2 separate regions of the Mus musculus genome follow, and region 2 is linked to region 1. Evidence: chromatin loops called from intact Hi-C (ENCODE). Cell type or tissue: left cerebral cortex. All regions are shown on one strand. Links, peaks and the distances in the headings refer to the core of each region. The heading gives the core; the rest is flanking DNA.

What was found. A loop is a pair of places that touch in the nucleus more often than their neighbours do. Peaks named below come from ENCODE experiments on the same cell type or tissue, not always from the same donor. Only the 100,000 strongest peaks of a DNase experiment are listed, where the experiment ranks them.
Region 2: a loop joins it to region 1, with 2.3 times the contacts of the local background. A loop is called at or near these places in 2 of 42 quality-filtered maps.

The regions. Positions count from the first base shown.
Region 1 is chr11:106,473,679-106,484,212 of GRCm38, reverse strand. All of the region lies in intron 1 of Ern1 (endoplasmic reticulum (ER) to nucleus signalling 1), which reads left to right. Among named protein-coding and RNA genes, the nearest start is that of Ern1, 8.8 kb to the left of the region's middle. In left cerebral cortex, for the core only: no CTCF peak of the experiment used is centred there; a DNase peak (open chromatin) is centred at 4,037.
Region 2 is chr11:106,736,819-106,747,352 of GRCm38, reverse strand. No RefSeq gene overlaps it. Among named protein-coding and RNA genes, the nearest start is that of Milr1, 9.1 kb to the left of the region's middle. In left cerebral cortex, for the core only: a CTCF peak has its summit at 4,658 (motif pointing right); DNase peaks (open chromatin) are centred at 4,675 and 5,928.

The DNA.
Region 1 (10,534 bases), core at 1,997-6,996:
CCTCGCAAGATGATTAGAGTGTGATGCTGACTTAAAAAGTAGGGCTGGTGAATCATACCCCGTGAATAATAAGGGTGTTGGTTGGCTGTGTCTCCCGGATGCCACAGACTGCGCTGTGGCTTCAGCTTTATCATATTCCATGTCTGGTTTCAGACTTGCCTGCCTCAGAGTGACATATTGTAGAGCTATGCACTACAAAGGGTGGATGAGCCACCCTACCCTGTTGGGAAAAGTAGAAGTTAAGACAAATTATCATAAGGTTGTAACTTGCATTTGTTTTTAAAAGTTTAACCTTCATTCAGGTAAAAAGCGGTTGAGCTTTTGTGTCTTTCCACAGGTTGGGTAATGGGATCCTGATTGGGCTGGAAGAACACTGAGCCGTGGTTTGCCTAGCAGTTGCCTGGCTGGAGTCATGGGGTTGTTTCCATTTCCCAGTTTTATAAGGAAGGGTGTATTGCCTTTTATTCAGGGATATTTATTCTCATTCATTCATTCTCTCTCTCTCTCTCTCTCTCTCTCTCTCTCGGCACATGCTCCTTTTTGTGTGATAACATGGCAAATTTTTAAAAATCCAGATTCGGGCAGAGGTGTCACACACTTTTAATCTCAGCACTTGAGAGGCAGAGGCAGAAAGATCCCTATGAATTTAAGGCCAGCCTGGTCTACAGAGCAAGTTCCAGGGCAGCCAGGGCTACATAAAGAAACCCTGTCTCAAACCCAAACCAAACCAAACCAAATCAAATAACACAAACAAACCAACCAAAATAATCATTTTTATTGAAGAAAACTTAGAAAGGCTAGCTAAAGCAGAGATGAAACTAAAGCCCCTGTATAATCACTGCAAACTGAGCAAACCTCCAGTAACATTTCCAATAGCTTAGTGTGACTCTGGTTCATCCACTAGAAGGGTTCATCCATAGTTTTTGATAGTGTATTGATAGAATTGGACAACCATCTCCACGAGGAAGTTTGCACCGTTTTCATTGTCACTAAAAGAAATCCTAAGCTCAGTAGCTGTTGCTCCCTTTCTTTCCCACCTCCACCTCTTGTCCTCTCGAAATGCTAGCCCACTTTCTATCTCAGATTTGCCCGCTTTGCACCTTTCCCATGGATGGAATTGTGCAATACTTGCATCTCACCACTGACGTCGTTGATAAGTCATTTCAAGGCTCACACAGAACACAACATTAGTTGCAGACAATCTTTCTGTTTGTGCGACACCACATGTTAGCAGCTGATGGTCTCGTGGACTCTTTCTGCTTTGGGACTGCTGTGGATGTTACTAAGACCACTTAGGTGCTGCTTTCTGAATGGATGCATGTTCTCCATTTTCTTGGTGTAGAGTTGCTGGCTCATGTGAGCCAGACTCCTCTAAAATCAGCCTCCTCGATAGTTTACATTCTCACCTGCAATGTGTTGAGAAGAACAGGAACCTCCAAAAGGACAATTACAATGTGCACCACTGCCTGTTCTGTTCTTAGAGTTCTCTAGTGCGCATGAGTGGTAATTCATGGTGGTTTTGAAATGCTTTTCCCTGACCTTAATCTTCTAATATCTTGATATTTTTTCAGACATTTTTTTTCTGTGCACAAATTTACATAGATAATGTTTTTCTTCCCTAGACTGAAACAGATAGTTTTTTTATCAGTAAATTAATTAATTAATTCAAGACAGGGTTTCTCTGTGTAGCTCTGGCAGTCCTGAAACTCACTCTGTAGACCAGACTGGCCTCGAACTCAGAAATCTGCCTGCCTCTGCCTGCTGGGATCAAAGGCGTGTGCCACCATGCCCAGCTACTGTTAATTTTATTATTTTCATTTTATGTGTACAGGCATTTTATCTGCATGTATGTGTATGTACCACCTACATGCCTGGTGCCTACAGAAGCCATATCAGTCCCTCCTGGAACTAGAGTTACAGACAGTTGTGAGCTACCACATGGGTGCTGGGAATCAAACCCAGGTCTTCTGAAAGAGCAGCCAGTGCTCTTAATCACTGAGCCATCTCTGCAACTGTTGGATTTTTTTTTTTATAAAAGCATAAAATCAACTTTAATTGGTTTTATGACAACCACTTTGTAGTAAGCTGTTTTCTTTTAGAAGCATGGATTTATAAGATGGATGAAGATGTTTGGTTTATGTTTTCAGGATGAAAATAATCTTGGTTGAGTCTCTGACCCCTGTGTAACTAAGCGTTGGTGAGAAGATGCTTTATTCTGGCTTTTTAAATAGCTCCTTCACAGCTTCCTTTGCTCTGTAGTGGTTTCAGATCAGCTTTCTAGCAGATGCAGCCCTGTGAGCGCTCTGAAATACCTCAGGGTAATCCTGTGACTTAGGTTCTGATTGCAGCCTGTCTCCTGCAGATAAGATCCTTTGCTGGGTTTTGAAACCATTTAAAGTTTCGCCTGAAGAGTGTTCATAAATCAAGAGCTAACGTATTAATTGTCCTTTTAGAGGCTTCTGTTCTTTTTCCTGGTTTGTCCTTGCAGCTGTTTTTCTTAGGAAGATGAAAGTACCAGTTGACAGCAAACTTATTACTTTGGTAGTTTTTTTTCCCCCTCTACAAACATACCTGAACCTGTTCTTCAAAAGAAATAAGTGTCACTTTCAAAATAATTGCTTCTTCAGGGTCAATTTACAGTTATACAAATCTGTCTTCCCGTGGGCAGTGGTGGCGCACGCCTTTAATCCAAGCACTTGGGAGGCAGAGGCAGGCGGATTTCTGTGTTCGAGGCCAACCTGGTCTACAAAGTGAGTTCCAGGACAGCCAGAGCTACACAAAGAAACCCTGTCCCTGTCTTGAAAAACCAACCTTCCCCCCCCCCCAAAAAAAACCCCAAATCTGTCTCCCCTCCTAAAGAAAACCCCAAATCTGTCTCCCCCCCTTAACATTTTGATTATAACAATTATAACTTTCTAATCATGTAGTTTACTTATCTACTATTAAGTAACTTTAAAAATAACATAACTTTTTTTGGGGGGGGGGCAGGGTCTCTCTGTATAGCCTTGGCTGTCCTGGAAATCATTAAGTAGACCAGGCTGGCCCTGAACTCAGAGATTCTCCTACATCTTACTCTTGGGGGTGGGGTGGGATTAAAGGTGTGTGCTACCATAATAACTTTATGCACCAAAATAACTTTAAAATTTTTGTTTTGTTTTGGAGACATGATTTCCCTATGTAGTGCTGGCTGGCCTGGGACTCAAAGTATAGACTAGGCTGGCCTAATCAAACTTGTGTGATCTCTTGTCTCTGCCCCCCTAACTGGGATAAGATGTCCTGCCAAAACAGTTTTAATAACCCTAAACCAAGAAGGAATCTTTTTAAAAATACATATATCTACTCTTAAACCAATTATCCTTATATAACTTAAAACAGCTCCCAGTTCTTTCTAGCCGTCACCAAATACAACTTCTACATGAGTCATATTGCAGTTTGACCACAACTGCTACTACTTTGTTCGCAGTTTATTGCAAACACTTGGGTTAGATTTTTACTTGTTTATTAAAGTGTTGCAATCTGACCCACCCTCAGATCATCAGGACTTCCTCCTGCTTAGGGGATTCAGAAGTATAGTCGTTGAAAGGATCCTTGTTTCCAAAAAATGTTAGAAATGTTTCAAGCTGCAGTAACATATATGAATCAATGTGTACACTCTTGGGGTTTCTGGGGTCAGTGTAGAAGACAGGTCCATTCAGTCTTAGCCATCTGACCCAGTTCATCAAGAGTGCAGTGCCGGTCCCTCAGTGACAGTCGGAACCCTTGCCCTCTGGATAGAGGTTAGAAAGCCAGGGTCAGGGAAGTCTGGTCATCTGTCCTGGGTTATATGTGAACCTTTGAACCTGATCTTCTTGCTTCTCTACAGAGAGCTGTCCACTACCCCAGCCCTTTGCAGTTCTTTGGTCCTGGGGCTTATGTTAAGTCTGAGGAGGAGACTAGGAGGTTGCCATGAGGCTCTGGGTTTGAAGGACCCTCGGGTAGGCTTGCTGGTAAGCTGGAAGTGCTTACTTACTAAATGTGTCTATTCCTCCCACATGAGCTGTGGCCGCCTACCCTGTGCTGTAGTGTGGAGCTTCAGCATGAGCTACACATGCTGCCTCACTTCATCTGGGACGCTCCGTCAGGAGACAGGCCATCTTTAGTGGGCTGACCCAGCTTCAGAGGGTGAAGATCAAGAAACCACTAGGCCAGATTTGCAGTTTAAGCTCATTTCTTTAAGGTCTAATAATAACCAAGCAGGTGCATGTTTTTCAGTAACTTTTTGCCTAGTAATGTGTCTGAAATATCAAAACTGAAAACTCACGTCGTAGAAGTCCTGGACAAAGTTCTCATTAACAACCCTGCCAAAGTCTTCACCAGGAAACCCCACCTCCCAAGCAGTTTTGTCACCAAAGTGGGCCTGTGATGACAGGAAGGACCTGACCATGGCAGTGACCCTGGGACCACAGAGGAGGGACTCAGATTAGTCTAGGTGAACCAAGGAGAGTATAACGGGGGTGAGGAAACAGGAAGGTGCCCTGGGCTTGTGTGTGTGTGACTTCTTGCTGATTTATGCTAAAGCCTGAGAAACAACCCTGCCTTGCTTTTATATTTTTTATTTCTTGCCTCCTCTATGGAGTTTTGCATGCTGTGTTAGCCATACGCACTGTAGTATAGGCACTCAGCAAATAAAGATTGAATTTCCCCTTGAACTTTGTTAAGGGTCCAGAAAGCAAGGAACTATTTTATTTTATTTTATTTTATTTTGGAGACAGGGTTTCTCTGTGTAGCCCTGACTTTCCTAGAACTCCCTGTGTAGACCAGGCTGGCCCATAATTCAGAGATGTGCATCCCCAGTGCTGCCAACACTGCCCAGAGCAAGGGGCTGCTATTTTAACATAAAGCAAATGGCTTGTGGATTTAGGGTTGAGATGGGGAAAGATGTCACTTTGGTTGTCTCTATTCTATAATCTTTAAAAGGATTTCAGTGATAATGTACACTTTTATTCAACTAGAGGGCCTTTCAGAACATTTTCTTGAGCTCTTCCTGTCGGCACCCATGGGGTTAATGGGGGTGATCAGTGCAGTCCATTTCATTCCTCACTCAGCGTGAGTTTCACTACTAAAACATGATCCTTGATGCAGGGTTGTCTTCATGTATTAAACATGATTTCATTAGATTGTGGACTAATTTATAATTATAATTCAAAACCATCTTGTTCTGGTGGATTATCTCCCCTCCCCCACCTCAGATGTGGGGACAGTTGTTTGTCTAAGTCTCAGGAGTGTTTGTCATAGAAACTGGGTTTCTTCCTACACTTCTGAACACAAGGTGCTGTCAGATCCCCAGATCCTGATCTTGTCATTGACCTCTGGCCCAGCCAGAGGAGCTCTTTAACTAAGGTAAATCATATCTCTTAAAACTAATAGCCCTTGACTCCTGAGGGGCCTTGAAGAAGAGAGAGAAACATCTGCATAGAAGGCCACAGCTGCCCCAAGTGTGTGTTACTTGCAGCGAAGCTTTCTAGCCTGAACTCAGATTACTCATCTGGGAAGCTTTTAAAGCCCTGTGCCCAGTTACTATCCGAAATGAAGGAGGTCAAAATCTCTGGATACACAGCCTGGCATCTTTAAAGAAATAGTCTTCAACCCCAGGTCACTAATATATTGCCAGGTAGAGGCTTGTGGGTAATCCCTATGTCTTCCTTTTTTTTTTTTTAAGATTTATTTATTTATTTATTTATTGTATTTATATGAGTACACTGTTGCTCTCTTCAGATACACCAGAAGAGAACATTTGATCCCATTACGGCTAGTTGTGAGCCACCATGTGGATGCTGGGAATTGAACTCAGGACCTCTGGAAGAGCAGCCAGTGCTCTTAACCTCTGAGCCATCTCTCCAGCCTCAAATACACTTAAATAACTGAAATATAAGACGTTTAGGAGATGCTTACTTGAAGGTATCGAACAGTTGTTTTTGCTTTGTTTATTGAGAGACTTGGGAATCAAAACAACAGAGTTCCCTTGACAAACCCTGACAAGTAAAGTATCCTTGTTTCATAGGATGAAAGCAGGAACTTGATAGCAGGAGTGAAGTACCTAAGGGAAGTGGGTGACAGGCATTCATGGAGGAAGTAAGTTGGACCTTTAAAGTACAAGAGTGCAACATGTGTTTTCCTAGAAGCCACTATACCATGGCACACTTGTGTCCTGTGTCTAGTGTGCTACTACTCACAGCAGCCACAGTAGGGAGTCAACCTAGTTGTTCATCTGTGGGTGAGCAGATAAAGAAAGTGGTGTGTATATCTGATAGAATGTTATCTAGTCATGAAGAACAACAAAATCTTGTCACCTGTGATACCGTGAGTAGATCTGGAAGACATAATGTTAAGTAAAATAAGCCAGACATAAAAAGACAGATACCATTTGTTCTTATTCACATGTAGAAGCTAAAGAAATTGATCTCATAGAAACAGATAATAGAATAGTGGTTACCAAACCAGTCATGATGACACATGCCTGTAATCCCAGAACATGGGAGGCTCAAGAAAGCCTGGGCTACATAGCTTCAGACCTTTTTTTTTTTTTTTTTTTTTTTTTTTTTTGGGTTTTTCAAGACAGGGTTTCTCTGTGTAGTTCTGGCTGTCCTAGAACTCACTCTGTAGACCAGGCTGGCCTCGAACTCAGAAATCCGCCTGCCTCTGCCTCCCAAGTGCTGGGATTAAAGGCGTGCACCACCATGCCCAGCTTTCAGGGGACCTTTCCTGAGCACTGCTCCTAGCCTAGCACTTTGATAAGCATCACATCACTTATTGTCAGGGTCCACATGCAGGTCTGGACTCCAGTTTGCTTCTCTTCCTCTGGAGGAGTGGTGGCAACAAGCTTCAGATGTGTTTGAAAACCCTGAGCAAATCCAAGTGCTGATCAAGTTGTTGATTTTTAGTGGTAACAAGAAAAGTTTAAAATCAGGGAAATTCCCCAGTAGTTATTTGATTTTTGTGATGACTCTTTTTCCAAATGTGCATTGTGTGTGTGTGTGTTTCACATTAACCAAAATTAAAATTTTTCCCAATATAAAAGTATTTGAACTATCACCAAAGAAGTTAAAATAGTATAAGAAAGTTGTAAAACTTTCTCTCACCTCCCAAGTACTTTCTGTTTTCTCTGGGCAGTTCAGCAGTCTTTCACCATAATTCTGCGAGGGCTCGTTTTCTAGTTGTCATGGTCTAGGTTTTTTTTTTAAAGATAGATTTATTTATTATATGTATATGAGTAACACCAGAAGAGTACATCAGATCCCATGACAGATGGTTGTGAGCCACCATGTGGTTGCTGGGAATTGAACTCAGGACCTCTGGAAGAGCAGCCAGTGCTCTTAACCGCTGAGCCATCTCTCCAGCCCTTCATGGCCTAGTTTTGCATAGAAGAAAACAATTTCCTTACACTGTATGGTTAAGACATTCATCTATAGTTTTTCTGCGTAACTAACAGTCAACCCACGGTTTCTCTAAGACTAACCCTATTCCTGCTCTGAGGGCTGAGTGTTTGGAAATCTGTATAGAGTTCTTAGTGCTGGTAAAGTTCAGTCTCTTATCTGACCTGTGGTTGGAGAGAAAAAGGTTCTCTCCCTTTAGGTTTAGATGCTGGATGCTTCCAGAGTCTATATACCCTGTGCACATAGCTAGAAACCAGTCTCTGGTCCCTACAGAATTTTCTTTTAATTTTAATTTTGTTAATTTATTTTACCTTTAAATTTTTCCTTTGGTTTTTCTTTCCCTACTGTACCTTAAAGTGAATCAGATAATTACTAATATCCAGTGTTGCAATATTTCGAGATAAAAGGAGATGCCAGGGTGAGGCACGGATTCAAACGACTGTGTTTAAAGGCGTCAAGACTTCTACAGCCTCTATGTGGATTTTGGATGTGGTTTAATGGGCTGAGGCTAGAAGAACATTCAGCAAAGCTTGAGGGAGGCAAAGTTCTGTTAAATTATGGGTTACTTACACAGTGGAGCTAAAAGGCTCCATCTAGCCCACTCTTCTTCCCCAATAGAAGTGGAATGCCCTACTCATAGCCCAGGCTAGGACACATCAGTGCGTCCCACAGCACCTTCTTCATTCAGTCCTCTCCCCCCCCAAACAAACAAACAAACAAACAAAGCATAGGCCAGGTCCATGGGGCTCTCCCCAAACCTTGCTGTTTTGTTTTAGTTTAGTTTATAAGACCAGTCTCAGTACATAGCCTTGACTGGCCTACATAGACTGAGCTGTCCAGAACTCAGAGATCTGCCTATCTTTGCCTTATGAATGCTGGGGTTAAAAGATGAGCACCACCGTGCCCAGCAGCTCTGGGTTTTTTGAACTAAGATTTTGAGAGGATTAGTCACAAGTTTTGGTTGAAGTCAAATGAACACATTTGAGTTCGGCACAGGAGTGTGAGAACTTGGCCCAGGAAGGTAGAAAGGCTTTGAAGATTGGAGGCACTGTGGTGGAGCATGCTTTTTCATTGTTTTACGTGATTCCTCTGTTAGGTGGTCAACTCCTTGAAGACAGGAGCTCTGTAAGCTTTGGGAGTTCTTCATAACAAGCCTCTTTCTGTACATGTATAGGATAAAGCTAAGAGACCAGTCTGAGAGTGGAGTTGAAATAAGTGAACTAGCAAGTAAGAGAAACTGAAGAGTGAGCCAACAGGAAGCTGAGGGAGGGAGGCAGGGAGTGCCTGGAAGAGATTGGTAAATCCTCTAAGTCCTTGCCAATCTCCTTGAGTAATGGAGGCGATGATTCAGTGACTTATCTTAGTCTGTGGGGGTCTAGATTTCTCTCTCTTGTGGTAAAAGCCATCCTAGAATGGGTGCAAGTACCATAGAGACACATGGGGTGATTCAGAAGAAAGGGGCAGGGTTAACAATCATTCTGATCACAGTGAGGTGACTGACCAGAGAAGACTCTTAGACATGGGGTCTTAGAAAGCAGACCTTGAGTTGGGGTCTACTACAAGGCCCCTTTATTTAAGCTTTCCCCTGAAGTTTTACTGTGTTGTCCTTATAGTCTACAATCAGCTAAGCAACATTAATATAGTAATAGTGTAAATTAAAATATGAAGGAGGACTCCCACTATGTGCTCACAGATCATCACGGTTGGTGTGTGGAGTGCTTCATTCTTCAAGAGTGGGGTTTCCCAGTGTCACATCAGCAAATGGTCCTGTTGCTCCTGTGGGGCATAGGTAGATAAATAACCAACTAGACAGGTCTCATTGATTCTGGCCTTTGTGGCCCACTCTGTAAGTGCAAGCTTTCCCCCCAACCTTCCAGCCCTATCTGTTCACATTTCCTGTCTGCCTTTCTCTCCAGCCACACTGGTCCTAGAGGTCCTTAAATACAGATTATTTTCAGTCTCATGGCCTCTGCACAGGTTTTGTCCACTTCCTAGGTAGCTCTTCCTTTCCTCTCTGTGGATATTAACTCAAGAAAACCTTTGACATGAAATCTTCATCCTCAAACCCAACTCACCCCATCGAAAAACAATCTGTCTTCTGTTACACTTCTGTGCCTCCTGTCTCTTTCATAGTGCTTAACAAAGCACCTTGTTGTTTTCTGTTTGTAAAACTGACTGCTCCGACATCCATCTATCCATCCATCCATCTATCTATCTATCTATCTATCTATCTATCTATCGTGCATTGCTGTTTGCCTGCATGTATGTCTGTGTAAGAGTGTCGGATTTTGGAGTTACAATTGTGAGCTGCCATGTGGGTGCTGGGAATTTAACCCAGGTCCTCTGGAAAAGCAGTCGGTGCTTTCAACCACTGAGGCATCTCTCCAGCCCCAACTGCTGTGACTTTTTTTTTTTTTTTTTTTGAGACAGGGTTTCTCTGTGTAGCCCTGGCTGTCCTGGAACTCACTCTGTAGACCAGGCTGGCCTCAAACCCAGAAATCCACCTGCCTCTGCCTCCCAAGTGCTGGGATTAAAGGTGTGCGCCACCACCGTCCCGCCTGCTCTGACTTTTTAATGGATAATAAACTCCTACCCTAACCCTAACCCTCTTTTGTAATGGTAATTATTGTGTTTTGTTATTATTAGATTTTTTATAAATTGCCTTTGTGTGTTGTGAAAAAAATATATGTGTGTGTATAATTTCTCTTAAGTGCTTCAGAGTTTTATTATTTATTATTTACACCCATTTTATAGGTGACAAAGCCAAAGCAGGGGTTTCTCACTGGTAGTCTGGCTCCAGAATCTGGCCTTTTGTTTTGTTTTGTTTTTTGAGACAGGGTTTCTCTGTGTAGCCCTGGCTGTCCTGACTCACTCTGTAGACCAGGCTGGCCTCAAACTCAGAAATCCGCCTGCCTCTGCCTCCCGAGTGCTGGGATTAAAGGCATGCATCACCACGCCCGGCTCAGAATCTGGCCTTTTAATAACCATAGCACAATGATCAGGCTCTATATTGTACTATGTCTTTTTAATTGTCCAGCATTATCAGAAAATGGTATGATCAGGTGTGGTAGTATTGTAAAAAATTTTAATTCCAATCTGGTTTCTACCCCATCTTCAACCAT
Region 2 (10,534 bases), core at 2,222-7,221, 260 kb before region 1:
AGCCTGGTCTACAGAGTGAGTTCCAGGACAGCTAGGGCTACACAGAGCAACCCTGTCTCGAAAAAACAACAACAAAAAAAAACCAACCAAACAAACAAAAAGAAGTTGGATGTAAGTCTGATAGGTTTGCCTTCATTTGTTAGTTTGCCTTTTTCCCTTTCAGCTTTTAATACTCTTTCTTTGTTCTTTTTATTTAATGTTTTGCTTATTATGTGGGAGGAGGCTTTTCTTTTCTGGTTCAATATGTTTGGTGTTCTGTAAGCTTCCTATATATTTATAGTACATTTATAGACATTTCTTTCTTTAGGTTAGGAAATTTTCTTTTTTTCCTTTTTAAAAAAATTATTGATTGATTGATTGATTGATTTTATGTATGAGTATACTGTAGCTGTCTTCAGACACACCAGAAAAAGGCATTGGATCCCATTATAGATAGTTGTGAGCCACCATGTGGTTGCTGGGAATTGAACTCAGGACATCTGGAAGAACAGTCAGTGCCCTTAGCTGCTGAGCCGTCTCTCCAGCCCAGAAAATTTTCTTTCTTCCTTTCTTCCTTCCTTCCTTCCTTCCTTCCTTCCTTCCTTCCTTCCTTCCTTCCTTCCTTTCTCTCTCTCTCTCTCTCTCTCTCTCTCTCTTTCTTTCTTTCTTTTTTTTTTTTTCAAGACAGGGTTTCTCTGTATAGTCCTGGCTGTCCTGGAACTCACTTTGTAGACCAGACTGGCTTTGAACTCAGAAATCTGCCTTCCTCTGCCTCCCGAGTGCTGGGATTAAAGGCGTGCACCACCACGCCCAGCTGAAAATTTTCCTATTGAAGATGTTTTCTGTGCCTTTGAGCTGGGAATCTTCTCCTTCTTCTTTTCCTATTATTCTTAGGTTTGGTCGTTTCATAGTGTCCCAAATTTCCTGCATGTTTTGTGTCACACACTTTAAAATTTTTGCATTTTCTTTGACCAAGGTATCAACTTCTTCTATGGTATCTTCTGCATCTGAGATTCTCTCTTTATCTCCTGTCTTCTGTTGCTGATGCTGTGTCTGTAGTTCCTGTTCTCTTCCCCAGGTTTTCCTCGTTTGCTTTCTTTGCTGCTTCTATCTCCATCTTCAGGTCCTGGACAGTTTCACTCATACCCTTCACTTATTTGATTGTGTTTTCCCTCGATTTCTTTTTTTTTTTTTTTTGGTTTTTCGAGACAGGGTTTCTGTGAATAGCCCTGGCTGTCCTGGAACTCATTCTGTAGACCAGGCTGGCCTGGAACTCAGAAATCCGCCTGTCTTTGCCTCCTGAGTGCTGGGATCAAAGGCGTGCGCCACCACGCCCGGCTCATGCTTCATTTTTATTAGGTATCCAGGGCTTGCTATAGCAGGATAGCTGGGCTCTGGTGCTGCCATATTGCCCTGGGTTTATTGATTGTGTTCTTATGCTATCCTTTAAGCTCCTGGTTTTCCCTGGTGTTGGCTGGAAGGTGGGGGGAGCCATGGAACAGGTAATGAGGTTAGGGGACCCGACTTTGCTGGCTATGCCTCAGGTGGACCCTATGGCAAGGGATTGGTGGAGCGATGTTCCCAGCTGGTAGTTCTGGGGGTCTCTGCAGTCCTTCACAGGGAAGCAGGATGCTCTTAGGGTCCCACAAGGCTCCTCTGAGCCCAGAGCCAGACAGTGGAGGTCAGGGGACCATGCTCTCAACTCACCTGTTCTGGCTATGCTCTAGACTGGGACTGAGAAGAGATTGGTAAGGTAGGGTTCCAAGCTGGTAGTTCTTGGGGCCCCCAGAGGCCAACACAGCCCATCAAATACTTTAAGGTTTTTTGTTTGTTTGTGTTTTTTGTTTTTGTGGGGTTTTTTTTTTTTGTTTTTGTTTTTGTTTTTTTTTGTTGTTGTTTTTGTTTTTGTTTTTCAAGACAGGGTTTCTCTGTATAGCCCTGGCTGTCCTGGAACTCACTTTGTAGACCAGGCTGGCCTGGAACTCAGAAATCCACCTGCCTCTGCCTCCTGAGTGCTGGGATTAAAGGCGTGCTCCACCACGCCCGGCTGGGTTTTTTTTTTTTTTATTAGAAAAAAAGAGATGTCTTTAATGTTTAAATGTAAAGGTGTTTAAATGGATAAAGGCACTGAGTGCTCTTCAAAAGGATCTAGATTCAATTTCTAGCACTCACATAACATCTGGAAACCATTCATAACTTCGAATCCAGGGACTCTCATGCCCTCTTCTGGTCTCCATAGGCTCTGCATGCATGTGACACCTAAACACACATGCAGGCAAAATACCATTACACATAAAATAAAAGTAAGTAAATCTTTTTTTAAAAAAGAAAAAAGCTTATCAGGAAAACACTTTAAGAGATGTGTGATTCACATCTCTAATATCATCGGAGGATGGAGATGTCACATCTGCAGAGTTCACAGCCAGCTGTTCCTGGGCAGCATAGTTTGCCAGGTATTCTTCAGAGTGTGATTTATTGAAGAGGTGACCAAGGCAGAGACTAGAAAGTCATACAAGTTTAGGCAGGACCTAAGCAAAGACAGGGATTTCAGCTGAGTTCCACACTGTCTGATGTCAGGGGCCCTGAGTTTGTGTTATACTGCAGCATAAGTGCTGGCTTTTATTCCTGTCCCACCCCTCAATCTTTAGTCATTGGTCGCAGGCTTTGGTGGGGATGTGTGTGGACTTCCCAGGTTCCTTAAGACAAGGTCACCTGTCCTCAACCCAACCTGAACCAAGTAGCCTCTGACAGCGTCAGATCCAACAACAAATTAGAGATCTAGACACCGGGGATGTAGCCAAATCAGCAAAGTGCTTGCTTAGCAGGTTTAAAGCTCCAAGTTTAATCTCTAACGCTGCATAAAACAGTCATGGGGTACATGCTTACAATCTCTGCACTCAGGAGATGGAGGCAGGGGAACCAGAGGTTCAAAATCATCCTTGGCTACACAGTGAGTATGAGCCAGCCTGTGCTATGTGAAGCACTGGAGAGTGTGTGTGGGAGAGGGAGAAGGAGAGGGAGAAGGAGAGGGAGAGGGAGAGGGAGAGGGAGAGGGAGAGGGAGAGGGAGAGGGAGAGGGAGAGGGAGAGAGAGAAACACACTTTTAAACCCAATACCTGGGAAGCAGGGTCAGGCAGGTCTCTGAGTTCAAGGTCAGCCAGGACTACACCGTGAAACTCTGCCTTGAAAAACAAAAGCAAAATAAACAAAACCCATAAAATCTATCTAATTAAAGCCACACAATTAACACCACAATCTAATTTTAGAATATTTGCATACTTTTTTTAAAGAAACCCGTGCTCAATGAGATATTTAAAAATCACTTTTTAAAAAGGGGGAGCCAGTTGTGGTATAAACACCTATTATTAACACCTTGACTGTGAATTTGAGGCCAGCCAGGACTACAGAGTGAGTATGAGATATGCCAACGGCACTGGCTGGGTTTGTGTCAAATTGACACAAGCTGGAGTTAGCACAGAGAAAGGAGCCTCCCTCGAGGAAATGCCTCCATGAGATCCAGCTGTAAGGCATTTTCCCAATTAGTGATCAAGGGGAGAGGGTTCATTGTGGGTGGTGCCATCCCTGGGCTGGTAGTCTTGGGTCCTATAAGAAAGCAAGCTGAGCAAGCCAGGGGAAGCAAGCCAGTAAGTAACATCCTTCCATGGCCTCGGCATCAGCTCCTGGTTCTTGACCTGCTTCAGTTCCAATTCTGACTTCCTTTGGTGATGAACAGCAGTGTGGAAGTGTAAGCGGAATAAACCCTTTCCTCCCCAATTTGCTTTTTGGTCATGATGTTTTGTGCAGGAATACAAACCCTGACTGAGACACCTACATTACATAGCAAAACCTCAGGCTCTACGAAGATGAGAGACCTGAGAGCTGCATCTCAGTTGGCAGAGCGCTTGCCTAGTATCTACCACTGTAAAAAGCTATGTGCACCAGTGCATACTAGGGTCGTAGTGTAGAGGCAAGGGGGTCAAGGACATCTTCAGTTACATCAGGAGTTTATGACCAGCCTGGGCTAGGCAAGATCATATCTCAAATAAATAAATAAATAAATAAATAAATAAATAAATAAATAATAGCCAGAGTGGTACCTCCCTGTGTCTTAGCTGTCACGAAATAGAGGCAGAAGGGTCAGGAGTTCAAGATCTGCTTCAGCTGTCTAACAAGTTTTGAGACTACCCTGAGTTTCATGAGACCCTGTCTAAAATAAAGTAAAATAATCACAACAACTTGCCTCACCCCAAGAAAGCCAAAATCCTGAAAAGAGAACTAAATGTGTCAGAGAGAGAGAGAGAGAGAGAGAGAGAGAGAGAGAGAGAGAGAAGTATTTAAGATAAGCTATGGTGTGTGTATATGTACACGGCTCTATGTGTGTGTGTGTGTGTGTGTGTGTGTGTGTGTGTGTGTGTGTGTGTGTGTGTGTGTGTGTGTGTGAGTGAGCCTGGGATTGAACCTAGTGCCTCATAACACACTAGATAAACACCCTAACCTTTAGTATTGCTGAGGCTGGTCTTGAACTCACAATATATCCAAGTCAGGACTTGAATTTTTTTTTTTGTTGTTCTTGTGCCTCAGCCTCCTAAAAAGCTCGAAACCCAGGTTAATGCTGTCACATCCTGCTAAACCACAGATTATAGCTGTAAATTTTTCAGATTTAGGGAGAGCTGTGTGTTCAATTTTTCTAATTTCCATTAGATGGCGCCATTGTCAAGTTTCTGTAATTTTTAAAGTTCTGGGATGGAAGGAACCTTTGCCTTTTATTGTCTTGTTTTGACTCTCTCTCTCTCTCTCTCTCTCTCTCTCTCTCTCTCTCCTTTTTTTTTCTGGAGTCACTTGGAAGGATGGGGGGTGGAAAGGATAAGCTAAAGCCATTTAGTCCTGGACTGAAAAGTACCCGGACTGTACGTGAAGACTGCCACATAGGACAGGTTCCTGATTGTCTCCGGTGGAAACGCTGTCAGCTACTCTTTTTTTTTTTTTTTTTTTTTTTTTGGTTTTCGAGACAGGGTTTCTCTGTGCAGCTCTGGCTGTCCTGGAACTCACTCTGTAGACCAGGCTGGCCTCAAACTCAGAGATCCACCTGCCTCTGCCTCCCCAGTGCTGGGATTAAAGGCGTGTACCACCACGCCCGCCAGGCTCTGTCAGCTACTCTTGAGCCATCTAGAATTTGGAGCAAGCGGAGGTCTTTGCTACCTCTTTGTTGGAGTTCTCTACGATCTTTATTTCATAAACCTCATTATTAGAAGATTTTTATCCAAAATGTCACTGGCATAGTGGTAGATGACTGTGAATCCAGCATTTGGGAACAGATATTGGAGGATCCAGAATACAAGACCAACCTAAGCTACATAGAAAGACTTTGGAGGTCTGGAGGCCTGAAGCTTGCTATGTAAGCCACACTGGCCTTGAACTCACACAGGTCCACTTGCCTCTGCGTACTGAGTGCTAGGATTAGGCCCTGCACCACCATGCCCAGCTATATCTCCTTCCTCCCTTCCTCCCTTTTTCCCTCTTTCTTTTCCTTCCTTCCTTCCTTCCTTCCTTCCCTCCCTTCTCTCTCTCTCTCTCTCTCTCTCTCTCTCCCTCTCCCTCTCCCTCTCCCTCTCCCTCTCCCTCTCCCTCTCTCTCTCTCTCTCTCTCTCTTTCTCTTTCTTTCTCTTCAAGATAGGGTTTCTCTGTGTAGCTTGGCTGTTTTGGAACTCTCTCTATAGACCAAACTTGTTAGAAGACAGCTCTTTTCCGGACAGATCACACCAGGCCAGCACAGTTCCACAAAAAGAAATTTTCTTTTTTTTGATGGGGGAGGGGGAAATGAGGAAGAGAAGAAAGGGGGAAAAAAGAGGAAAAGAAGGCAAGGGGTCAGGGCCTCTGTCTTGTATTTGGGCTGTGACATAAATGGCATGTAATGACGCACACAAATGAGGCACATGCCAGGAGGATGGGGCGGTTGCCATGGCAACAGCCGCACAAGGGCCATAGTCCCCTAAGGATGTAGTCATAGCTGGATTCGGAGGCTGACTGTAAAACCGCTTCTTCTTCTTCTCCTTCTCCTTCTCCTTCTCCTTCTCCTTCTCCTTCTCCTTCTCCTTCTCCTTCTCCTTCTCCTTCTCCTTCTCCTTCTCCTTCTCCTTCTCCTCCTCCTCCTCCTCCTCCTCCTCCTCCTCCTCCTCCTTCTTCTTCTTCTTTTCTTTTCTTTTTTAAGATTTATTTATTGCCGGGCGTGGTGGCACATGCCTTTAATCCCAGTACTCGGGAGGCAGAGGCAGGCGGATTTCTGAGTTCGAGGCCAGCCTGGTCTACAAAGTGAGTTCCAGGACAGCCAGGGCTATACAGAGAAACCCTGTCTCAAAAAACCAAAAAAAAAAAAAAAAAAGATTTATTTATTTATTGTAAGTACACTGTAGCCGTCTTCAGACACTCCAGAAGAGGGCATCAGATCTCAGTACAGATCGTTGTGCGCCACCATGTGGATACTAGAATTTGAACTCAGGACCTTCGGAAGAGCAGTCAGTGCTCTTAACTGCTGAGCCATCTCTCCAGCCCTGTAAAACCACTTCTAATGCTAACAAAGCTGTCCTCAAACTCAGGAGATCCACTTGCCTCTGCCTCCTGAATATTGGGGTTAAAGGCGTGAGTCACCATTACCTGACTTGTATTTTTCTTTTCTTTCTTTCTTTCTTTCTTTCTTTCTTTCTTTCTTTCTTTCTTTCTTTCTTTCTTCCTTCCTTCCTTCCTTCCTTCCTTCCTTCCTTCCTTCCTTTCTTTCTTTTTAAAGCTTGTGTCTTTGTTTTAATGTAGAGTGCCTGTAAGTGCACCCCATGCAAACTAGTGCCTTGGGGGCCAGTAGAGGGTGTTGGATGGCCTGGAATTGCAGGCGCTGCATGTAGGTGCTAGGAACCGATAGAAAGCTGCCAGTGCTCTTAACTACCCAGCCAGCTCTCCAGAGCTGATTGTCCTATTCTGGGGTGCCCTTACAAACATATTTCCTGTCCCCCGCCCTCCAGAACTGAAGGTTGAACCTAGAGCCTCAAGAACACCGGGCAAGTCCAGCACCACTACACCCCAATCCCCATTTCAATTTTGATTTGAAACAAGGTCTCAGTATATTACCTACGATTGCTTTGGACTCTGTAGCCCATCAGCCCCGGACTTGGGCTTTCCTGTGTCAGTCACTTGAGTAGCTTGGATCACATGCCTGTATCTACAGCCGTGGCTTAAAACTACATCTTGTTACCTGAAATTCAAGTTTAGGTGAGCATCCTCTATTATATTTTCTAAGACTCTGTATGTTGTAAATATATGCAGTTTGCAACTGTCACCCCAATTCAGTCTCAGAAACTTTCCGTCACCCCAGAAAAGTCCCTTCTTGTCCATTTGCCACCACTCCCAAAGTTTGTTTTGTTTTGTTTTTGTTTGTTTGCTTTGGTTTGTGGGGCTTTGGGAGATGTTTTGTTTTGTTTGTTTGTTTGTTTTGGAAACAGTGCTTCTCTGTGTGGCTCTGGCTGTCCTGGAACTCACTCTGTAGAGCAGGCTGGCCTCAAACTCACAGAGATCCACCTGCCTCTTTCTCCTGAGTGCTACCATGCCCAGCGGAAATATCTCTTCGTAAGTGTCGAGAACTGGCTGTTTCATAATTTAGTTAGTGTTAAATCATTTGCATGTGGAATTTGATTTCATTTTTAAGTAAGGCCAGTGGGGAAGCTGTCCTGGGTGGAGTTTGCCTGTTGGCCTCTGGGTTGCACGGGGGGGGGGGGGGGGGGGGGGGGGGGGTTATTTCAATCTCTTGGTGTTCCTTCCATAGATGTGGCCAGGCTGAGCCTGGTGGCCTAGAACTGAAGGTGGGATCTCTTCCACTTCCAGGCAGAACAGGCAGGAAGGGAGGGGTTGGCGGATATTCAGAAGGGCTGTGTGAGCCCACCATATGCCCATATGCTACTCTGAAAAATGTTGGTCCTTTGTTGTCTGCACAGTCTTAAAGGGCCATATATCCAAAGGAAATATTAGGGATAATGTGCCTAGGACTGTGCTCAGGGGCCAGAGCGTAACCAGCTGTGGGACACCTTTGCTAAAAACCCATTAAGAGTCAAAGCATAGCATAGCAGCCTGGTCTATACAGCAAGTTCCAGGACAGCCAAGACTACACAGAAAGACCCTATCTCAAAAGAAAAAGAAAAAAACAAGTCAAAGCTTTTTTTTTTTTTTTGGTTTTGGTTTTGGTTTTTTGAGACAGGGTTTCTCTGTATAGCCCTGGCTGTCCTGGAACTCACTCTGTAGACCAGGCTGGCCTTGAACTCAGAAATCCACCTGCCTCTGCCTCCCGAGTGCTGGGATTAAAGGTGTGCGCCATCACGCTCAGCTTAAGTCAAAACATTTTGACCAGCGAGTGACCATAAAGATGGCCCCTGCTTATTTGATCTTTATACACTTACTTAATCTGTCTGTCATTTTGCCTGCATGTATGCCCATGGGCCAGGTGTCCTGTAGTCACAAACCCAGGCCGTCTGGGAGAGCAGAAGTGTTTTTAACTGTTGACAGTCTCTCCAGCCCTCCTGCCTCAGTCTCTCAAGTGGTAGGATTATGGACCCACTCCACACAGCTGACTCTTGCTTTTTAATTATCTTTTAAACTTATTGTCCTGTGTATGAATGCATGGAAAGAGTAGACAGGCACGGGTGCCACGGTGTACACGTAGAGAGGTCAGCAGGTAGCTTTGTGGAACTGGTTCTCCATCTCCACTTTTAATTGGATTCTGGGGTAGCATGCAGGTTACCAGGCTCAGACCTCTACCAGCTGAAGCATCTCTCAGACCCCTGGCTTCTGCTTTAAAGCAACAACGGCAGAAATTAACAAACTGGCCATGGTGGTGCACACCTGTGATTCCATCACCGTGGCTCGCGAAGAGGAAGAGGCAGGCAGAGCTCTGTGAGTTTGAGACCAGCCTGGCTAGTTCCGGGACAGCCAGTGAAATCCTGTCTCAAAAATAAAACAAAACAGAAAGAGAAAGAGGGCTGGGGTTAGAAATTTGTCTAAGCTCTGCTCCACAGTTACCTGGCAACAGCCAGGTGTACCTGACTCACTATAAAAGGGGCTGCTTGCCACCTCCTCTCTCTCTCTTCCTTTTCCCTTCTTGCTCTCTGTTCCCTCACCCCTTTCCCCCTTCTCCCCATTCCCCTTCCCCCCTCTCTCCATGTGCTCATGGCAGGCCTCTGTTTCTCTATTCTCTCCCTCCCTCTGCCTTTCTCTGCCTCTACTACCCTCTCAACTCCCCTCCCCATGCCCTAAATAAACTCTATTCTATGCTATCTCATCGGTGAGGCTGGTCCCTCAGGGCAAGGCCAGCCTGGTCTACAGAGTGACAGCCAGGGCTATACAGTGAAACCTTTTTTTGGAAAAAACTCCAAACCAACCAAACAAAACAAAACATGTGTCCATGTGTGCGCCTGTGTGCATCTGTCTATCTATCTGTCCATCAGTGTAGAGGTATGCATGACATAACACACATTCTGGTGTGGTCAGGACAGCTTGCTGGCGTCGGGTCTCTTCTTCCCACCATCCACCATGTGGGTACCAGGAATCAAACTCGGGTCATCAGACTTGGCCACAGCTACTCTTTATCCACTGAGCCATCCTACCTGTTTTTTGTTGTTTTAAGATAGGGTCTTTCTTGCACTCTGTAGTCCTGACTGGACTGGAACTCCTTATGTGGCCCAGTCAAAACCGGGTAATTCTCCTGCCTCAGTGTCAGGAATTCTGGGGTTATAGGTACTTCCGTGCCAGGCCATGCTGGACTCGTGTTTCTAAAGACCCAGACACACTCCTTAGAGGCCCAGGCCTCTCCAACCACCCTGGCGCCTGGAGTGGGTTTGCAGGGAACCAAGAGAAGGGAAAAATCCTGGAGCTAGCTCCCTTCCCTGTGATTTATCACTATGGAAACGGGAGCTCTTTTCCGCTGTCCCTGCCGCTGCTGCTGGGGACGCATTGTTGATGCCACTGCAGCACAGGTCACAGTTCCTTCCTCTTTCCTGCTGCAGAAATGCCACAGTAACCTACGTGGCCTCAGCATGGCCACTCACACCTGAAGGACCCGGCCAGGCTTGGGAAAAACAACCGGGCTGGATTCCCCTGGGCTCCAGGGACCTTCTGGGTCAGCGCAGACCTGAACAATGCTGGCTCAGAACAATACAGCCTCGGTGGCCCAGCCTTCTCCTTCCTTCAGGGACCTCTGGAGTCAGGGGATTAAAAATGGATCTACAGTTCTCAGGTAGCCGAGGACTGAAATGTCAAGGCCCTTTGTAGAGTCAAAGGCTCACTGTGGGTGCTATTGGCTTAGGAGACCCCAGTAGGAATCTGTCCTCCAATTAAAGCTGCAGATGAGGTTCTTCATATACCTATGCCAGATTTGGGACAAAAGGTCACTGGGCCAGAACAAAGAGGATCCCAGAGACAATGAAGGAAGCCCCTTAGTTAGAATATTTCAACCCTCTGCCAGGCCTGGCAGTCACTGACTACTCACATCACCAGGTCCTAAAGAGTACTGGGACAATGCTAG